3 separate regions of the Homo sapiens genome follow, and regions 1 and 3 are each linked to region 2. The links are chromatin loops, found by intact Hi-C in ENCODE. Cell type or tissue: ascending aorta. All regions are shown on one strand.

What was found. Hi-C counts contacts between places; a loop is a spot of excess contacts. Peaks named below come from ENCODE experiments on the same cell type or tissue, not always from the same donor. Only the 100,000 strongest peaks of a DNase experiment are listed, where the experiment ranks them.
Region 1: it touches region 2 in a loop (2.9-fold over the local background); 4 of 110 quality-filtered maps call a loop at or near these places.
Region 3: it touches region 2 in a loop (2.1-fold over the local background); 7 of 110 quality-filtered maps call a loop at or near these places.

The regions. Positions count from the first base shown.
Region 1 is chr14:76,916,189-76,918,688 of GRCh38, forward strand. No RefSeq gene overlaps it. Among named protein-coding and RNA genes, the nearest start is that of LINC01629, 42 kb to the right of the region's middle. RefSeq lists a silencer at 998-1,292 and enhancers at 2,110-2,500, 2,347-2,406. In ascending aorta, a CTCF peak has its summit at 1,117 (motif pointing left); DNase peaks (open chromatin) are centred at 1,143, 1,803 and 2,143; H3K4me3 peaks cover 455 bases; H3K27ac peaks cover 1,968 bases.
Region 2 is chr14:77,007,259-77,009,758 of GRCh38, forward strand. No RefSeq gene overlaps it. Among named protein-coding and RNA genes, the nearest start is that of IRF2BPL, 20 kb to the right of the region's middle. RefSeq lists an enhancer at 138-667. In ascending aorta, no CTCF peak of the experiment used is centred here; a DNase peak (open chromatin) is centred at 1,083; H3K27ac peaks cover 2,273 bases.
Region 3 is chr14:77,067,386-77,069,885 of GRCh38, forward strand. It overlaps LINC02288 (long intergenic non-protein coding RNA 2288), which reads left to right. Exons shown (of 4, transcript NR_110554.1): 4 at 1-2,118. It overlaps LINC02289 (long intergenic non-protein coding RNA 2289), which reads right to left. Exons shown (of 3, transcript NR_110553.1): 3 at 1,795-2,500. Among named protein-coding and RNA genes, the nearest start is that of LINC02289, 7.6 kb to the right of the region's middle. RefSeq lists a silencer at 841-1,135 and an enhancer at 1,105-1,164. In ascending aorta, a CTCF peak has its summit at 1,040 (motif pointing left); a DNase peak (open chromatin) is centred at 1,016.

The DNA.
Region 1 (2,500 bases), 91 kb before region 2:
GCATCTTTAATGTGCTTGGGAGTCCTGGAAGAGAGCCGTTTCTTAGGAGTGTTGCATGTCAGAAAAGGAAAGGAACTGAAGAAAGCTGTTTCTTAAGATTGTTGCATGTCAGAAAAGCAAAGGAACTGAGGGGCCCCACAGGCCTCTTATTGTACAGAAAGGGAGAAGATAAGGTCCAAGGGGTTGAATCACATGCTCTGGTCACTCAGTGAGAGAACACCTTAATAAAATTTGCCACGAGGCTTGTCTTGGCTGATATGTGAGTTCCCAGAGGTCACAGGCAGAAGCGCCGTGGAAATGGAATATCGGCACGGGAACTTAGGTTTCTCCTCCGCCTGTGGCAGCGCTGGAGAAGATGGTGGCACCTGGTGCCATGACTGCGTGCATGATGATCATCAGGGAGCAATGATGGGAAGTGTCTAAGGGTTAGGCTCTGGAGACAAATTTCTTTTTCTTTTTCTTTTTTTTTTTTTTGAGATGGAGTCTCGCACTGTCGCCCGAGCTGGTGTGCAGTGGTGCAATCTCAACTCACTGCAACCTCCGCCTCCCGGCTTCAAGCGATTCTCCTGCCTCAGCCTCCCAAGCAGCTGGGATTACAGGCACCTGCCACCACGCCCAGCTAATTTTTTGTATTTTTAGTAGAGACAGGGTTCCACTGTATTGGCCAGGCTGGTCTCAAACTCCTGACCTCGTGATCCCCCCGCCTCGGCCTCCCAAAGTGCTAGGATTACAGGCATGAGCCACCACGCCCAGCCTGGAGACAAATTTCTACTGACCAGCTCCTTCTTAACATCGCTGCACCTCAGTTTTCCCACGTGGAAAATACAGGTCATGGTACTTCCTCCTTCAGAGGGTGGTTGTAAGAATCCAATGGATGGATACATGCAACAACTTAGCAAGGTGCCTGGCACGCACTAAAAGCTCAACAAAGATGTGTCCTTATGATCATTCTCTGCTTGCATCCTCACCAGTGGATCCCAGCAAGCCCACTTCAGCTCAGAGACCTCTGCTAGGGCCCAGAGCCCATCCTTTGGAGATTCCCATCTCACAGGCTTTGTGGTTACTGACTGACTTTGTAATTCCCAAACCTGACCAGCAGGCAGTTCATATGGAAGTTCTTGCCACCTCCTGGTGAAAACAAGGACTGCGGGCAAATTGCTTGGTGTCCTGCTTTGTCCTGAGGCTGGAGCAAGGGGCATGGGTGGGCTGGGAGCCTTGGGCAAGAGGCTGATGCGTCGTGAGTGGTGAGGCTGGTGTCCGTGGGACACAGTGCTGTGTTCTCTCCCGCCTTGAGACTGTTTACGATTTGCCAGACTCTTGTGGTGCTATCCAAAATAATGCATCCAGTAGAGCGTTCCTGCCTTGGGGAGCTTGCATTAGGCTGCTGACATTCCCACAAAGAGCTATTTTTTTGTGCCACTTACTTTTATTTTTGTCATTTGCTTTACTCTCTTAATTTCCACTCTACCTCCCAACCCCCAACCCCTGTTCCCACCCATATCATTGCCTGTTAAAAGCAGCGGGAATTCTGAAGCCAGCCTTGTCCTCATTTAGGATGAGGACCTGAGCACAGAGGGATATTTTTCTTGTGGCAGCTGTGAGCTTTGCCAACCCCACTGAATTCAGGCTGGCCACAGCTCATCCCATGAGGCCAGGTATAGAGCCTTTCCTAGCAACAGTTGCAGAATCACAGCAGAGAGCGCTCCTGGGATCTGGCCCCCAGGGTTGGTCCATTTAAAGAAGCCACACTTGAGCCTGAGCCTAGCAGAGCTAGTGAGAGAAGAGTGTTGGCTCCATGCTGGCACGGGGCCTGCCTGTCCCTCCACCCCTTCAAGAACCCGTGACAAACAACCTTGCCTGGTGCCCAAGTGCCTGCCAAGCCCTGTCATATTAAAACCCTGGAAGACTCGGCAAGGAGTCCAATTTCAGCCCAGCAGGTGGGGAAACCAAGGCAATAAGAGCCCAATGTGACCAAGGTCACACACAGCTCTGGCTACAAGGCCCCGGAGGCCGGGCATCCAGGGCTGCAGGCTAAGCACCGAGCACCCTCACCCTCACCCCAGCCAAGGCTCAGCTGGGCACAGAGGAGGAACAAACATCCCCCACGTCATTCAACAGCAGAGCCCAGAGAAAGGCCCAGCACTTCCCCTCCATGAATGCTATTGCTGGTCCCCTCCCTCCCCTGGCGGGAGGGGGGGATACAGAGGCACTGAGACTCCCTGGAGCCTCTTTGGCAAGTCATTTCCAAGCCAGGCAGCCTGATCTCAAGCAGCTCCCAGTTGAGTGCCTGAAACACCAGACATCAAAAACCTGGCAGGCCTGGGGAGAAGGGAAGATTAGATCATTACAGCAGAATGAAGCAAACCAAAAACCCAGAGAAGGCAGGAGGGACAGAGGCCAAGAATGTTTCAAGGCAACCTGAAACTCCTTCAGATGAGAGCGGCCCGTACAGTGGCAGCTTCCCCTACTGCCAGGAAAGCCTGGCGTGTCTCAGCCCCTT
Region 2 (2,500 bases):
GAGTACCCTGCATCTGTAAAGTACTCAGACACACAAAGCCTTTCCTTCTCTCCCCTGCAATGTGACATTTCCTTCAGAAAACATTGTAGGAAAGCTTTGCTTTATTGGCAAGAAGAATAAATGGCATAGTATGCACAGAGCTGGATGCTCAATAAACATCCGTTCCCTTGGAGAGGCGAAAGGGAGAACAGCTTGATGGACGCTGGGAGGGAGAAAAACAGAAAAAGAGAGTGGGCGGGGTCGGGCAAGCAGAGGATGACGAAGGTGCGTCCTGACATGATCATGGGCAGGGCTGGGCGGGCAGGGGATGGCGAAGGTGCCCTGACATGATCGGGAAACGCTCCTGGCGAGTAGGGGATCCTTGGCAGGGAAGAAGAGAGGGTTGTCCTCATGCCTTGCTCTTGAGGAAAAGGTGGCAGCAAGAACAAGGCCAAAGGCTCCATTCCACCTGTGCTTGTTTGCTGGAGACCTTGTGACACCGCTTGCCCCTTTCTGGGCCTGTTTTCTCTTTGCGAAACAAAAGGCTCTGGAAGGTGCCTCCCACCCGGAATTATGCAGGGTACTCCCCGGCCAGCCTTGTTCGCTGGGATACCCCACCATTTTGCTAAGGTGGGCTGTTGTCACCTATGCATAGCCCTCTGCCTGCCTCCTCTGTCCCCCACCACTGTACCCTCCTACCCTCTCCTTCCCAGACATGAGGGTTTTATTTTTAACCAGAGTTTACAAGCAGGATCTGGAAAAGCCAGTTTGTGGAAGATGTTCCAGCACTGGCTGGCTCCCTCCCCCACAGTGGGAGGGAGAGTGGCTCGGGCAGCCCTTGGCCAGGCAGGGAGACCTGCCCAACAGGTGTGGGTGAAGGGCAGCAGGCCCAGGGACTAACAGCCCAGCCATCCTTGCCAGCTGCAGAACTGGAAGGGGGCCCAGATTGACCCTGGCTGCTCTGGAGGGGAGGAGAGGTTGCCCTATGGCAGGGGTGGAAGCAGCAGAACCTTCTGGGCTTTGCTGATGTCTCCTCCCCTATGGGGACTGATTGGCCCAGGGCTTCCCTCTCTCCCTGGGGACATCTCTGGGCAGAGTGGCCCAATGCCCTGCTATTGCAAGCCAGCCCTCTCCTTCTCGGGCACCAGGGAGGGGGCAGGCAAGGCCAGGTTCCCCGGTAGGCAGATTAAGTGTGTTCTCAGGCCACTGGCAGCAAAAGGCCATCAACAAAGTGTTTTGGTTTGGTTTTGCTTTTTTAAGAGCTAATATTTCATACTTCAAAAATAGCAAGGAAGTAGTCATCCTGGGGAAAATCAAAACTTTGTTGGACTTCCTGACACTTATTTTAAGGCTTAGGATTATTTTATTTGGAATTTGTGTGTGAGTGAGTGGGGGAGGTACACCTTAATCCTTCAGCTCTTAAGGCTGCTAAAGGTCTTAATCCAGCTCAGGGAAAATCAAGGATCAGAAAGGGGGTGGGGACCCTGAGGCGTTGAGGAGGAGGGAGTATGTGGCCTCAACCTATAGCTCTATACCCTAGAGGGGAAGGCTTTCTGCAGAAAGGGGACACTGCCGTATTATTTTTAAAGGAGAGCTGGTCTAGCCCAGCCAGAGGTGTGCAGTGTGATGCCTGCGTTGGTGTGAAGAGGATCTCGGGAAATCAAGGTGTGAGTTCTTGCAGGGGGAACAAGGAGCAGGGGCACTCAGGGCCTGGGAACAAGGCCTGGCAGCCTGGAATTGCCACCCCTGGGCCAGAGCTGGGATTTGGTCACTCTGGAAATGGTAAGCCTCTTGGCCAGAGGTGGCCAAAGACAGTTGTCACTTTGGAGGGGGAGCTGACAGCCCATTTCCTGGAAGATGGTTCCAAGGATGCCACTCAGCTCTGAGCCCCTGGAGGCAGGGCAGGGCTCAATGCCTCTTCCCCCATAGCCTGCTGCAATGGAGCACATTACTCACAACCCAACTCCGTTCCTGCCGCAGCCAGAGACTCAACAACAAATGTTTGCTAAGCACCTACTTGCTCCAGGCACTTTTTGTACCTCATTGTAACCCTCAAGTTACCTGTGGTATGGTTGAGCTACCCCATGTTCAGATGAGGAAACAGGCTCCGAGACACTGAGCTCACTGAAGAGCACATCACTGGCAGGAGGCAGGGTTAGGATACAAACCCAGTTGTCTGACACTGCCCAGCATGCTTTACTTCACACCCACTGGTCTCACCCCTGCTCAGGCCTCCAGAGGGGCAAAGCCACAAGCTCTCCTGCTTCAACCCTCTTTGCCTAGCCAGGCACCTCTCAACTTCTACCACGGCGAGGAGCCTCCAACATTATGAGCGAGGAGACACACAAGCACTCCAGGTCCCAGAACCAGCTCCATAATTTTCTGGGCACAATGCAAAATGAAAACGCAAAGCCCCTTGTTCCAAATGATCAAGAATTGCAAGACAGTGATAGCAGAACATTCAACCATCTCTTTTGAATGTCGGACCGCTTGTGAGTGCACAGGTCCACACCCATGAAGG
Region 3 (2,500 bases), 60 kb after region 2:
GCTGTGAACTTGGGGAAACACATTTTTTCTTTTTCTTTTCTTTTCTTTTTTTTTTTTTTTTGAGAGGGAGTCTCACTCTGTTGCCCAGGCTGAGGTACAGTGGCGTGATCTTGACTCACTGCAACCTCCACCTCCCAGGTTCAAGCAATTCTTCTGCCTAAGCCTCCTGAGTAGCTAGGACTACAGGCATGTGCCACCACCCCCAGCTAATTTTTGTATTTTTAGTAGAGATGGGGTTTCACCATGCTGGCCAGGCTGGGCTTGAACTCCTGGCCTCAAGCAGTCCTCTCACCTTGCCTCCCAAGGTGCTAGGATTATAGGCTTGAGCCACCATGCATGTGCACGGCCAGCACATTCATTTTCTATACATAACTGTCTCCCAGCTCTTCAGGCCAACTTACCTGATAATGATAAAAATAACTAAGCTGCCATGGATTGGGCAGTGTGCCAAGTGCTCCATGTATATTACCTTACTTAGTTTTCACAAACTCTATGAGGTAGGTACCACTATTATTTACAGGTGAGGAAATGGAGGCTCAGAGAGGTTAAGTGAATTGATCCAGGCCACACAGCTGGTAAGCGCCAGAGCCACTAGTGGACGCCAGGTCCAGCCAGCCCCCAGAGCCCATGTGCTGAGCCACTGTGCTATACTGACTCCCACTTAATTCTCTCTTCTGGGTTGTCCCAAAGACCAAGTTCGGCTGGCCAATTTTCCAGGACCATCTCTCATGGCACCTGGAGGCTTGTAGGTTCCTGGAGGACTCTCACACCTCCTTCCCACCCTTCTCCAGATTCTCCAACTCCCTCTTGAGCAGACCCGGCCCCACTCTGGGGCACCCTGCCTTCCTGGGACCTGTCGTAACAGTCACCCACTCTGCCAGGGCCTGGCTGACCCAGGCTGGGGACCGTGGGACCCCTCTGGGCAGTGCCCCCCTACCTGGGCCCAGGTGGGTATGGATTTCTTTCTTCTGGGCCATTGCACCCGCCAGAAGGTGCGGTGGGAGAGGCAGGCCCACATTTCAGAGGGCCTTGCTGCCCCCATGTGGCATGAGGCTGTAGCGGCTGCAGCCTCCTCTTCCCTCCCTCCTGCCACTGCTCCCGAAGCCAAGGCTTTTGCAGGGTTGAAAAGGAAGAGAAAGAGGAGAAGCAGGAATGTGAGAGAAATGAGGCAGAGGGATGGGCTAGGGAAGAGAGAAGCCCTTCTGCGTTACCTGGAAATGCAGCAACAATAATAACAAAGCCAATGTTAGGAATGTTTAAAGGCAGCTGCCACATAGCACTTTTTATAGCTTGTAGACTCTCTCATTTAATCCTGGCACTTACATCAATCTGATTAGTAGCTATTATTAGTTTTATAGGTGATGATCCAAGGCGCAATTATTTGTTCCCCAGCTAGTAGGTGACAGAGCCCAGATTGAATCTGACTCCAGAACCCTAACCACGATATTCCCCTGTCTAGAAGGAGCCAGTTCTCTCCTGCAACCCCCACTGCTCAGCCTCTAGGAGTTCCAGCCACCAGCCACCTGCACCCTCCCTTCCATGTGGCTTTGCCCTCTGTTCTTCTCCTCTCCACTCTCTCTCCAAGGTCCAAGTGGTCAAGGTCATCCCAAGGGTCTGCTGGGACCGTGTGTCCTTATTCTGTGCCTTGCTGGTCGCCAACCTTCCCCATCTGCCAAGGACTGATGTCCAGCCCAGGCCCAGGTGCAGGTGCCCAGGTCATTTTTGCCACTGAGTAAAGGGAGACAGAATGACAGGGTAAATTACCAACCACCAGAACACCATGGAGCCAATAGCATCAATGCAAGTGAAGTATATTTATCTGTTGGCCTGAAAACATGTCCTAGTATATTGTCCCATTAAGCAAAAAGCAGGTTATAAAGCTGTGTACATTAAGAAACATTTTATAAGTGAAACAAAAGTATTCTCCGTTTCTATGCAGAGAAAAAGGATATTTGCCAAGATGTTAACAGATTATTTTTGCTGTCTTCTCTTGGCTTATTTTTGTTTTCTCTTTTTCAATGAACACCAATTAGTCACATGATTTTAAAAAGCAATAAAAATAAACCAATCCCAGACGGATTGTACTTCTTCCTGTCCTCATTTCTACCCCGAGTCTCCAAAAAAAAAAAAAAAAAAAAAGAAGAAAGAAAAAAAAATCACAGTGCCACATGCCCAGACCTTCCCTTCTCCCTCCTATCATTTCAATAACTCAGCTGGGTAGGGAGCGTCTCTACCTACCCCAGGAAGCCTTCTGAACTTGACTGACAGGAGAAGCCCATGCCCCAGGGGCATTTTCTCACTGACCATGCCAGGGCCCTGGAGGACAAGCCAGAGCTGTCCATGGCATTGCTCCTGCAGGTGATGCTGCCTTCTGAGGGCAAAGCGCTCTGGGACGGGTCGGCCCCGCTCACGTGGGTGTGCAGCCCCAGGGCAGTGGAACAGTGCAGAATCCTCGCTCCACTGCTGAGGTTACTATGGGCAACATCTTGGCAAAATGAAG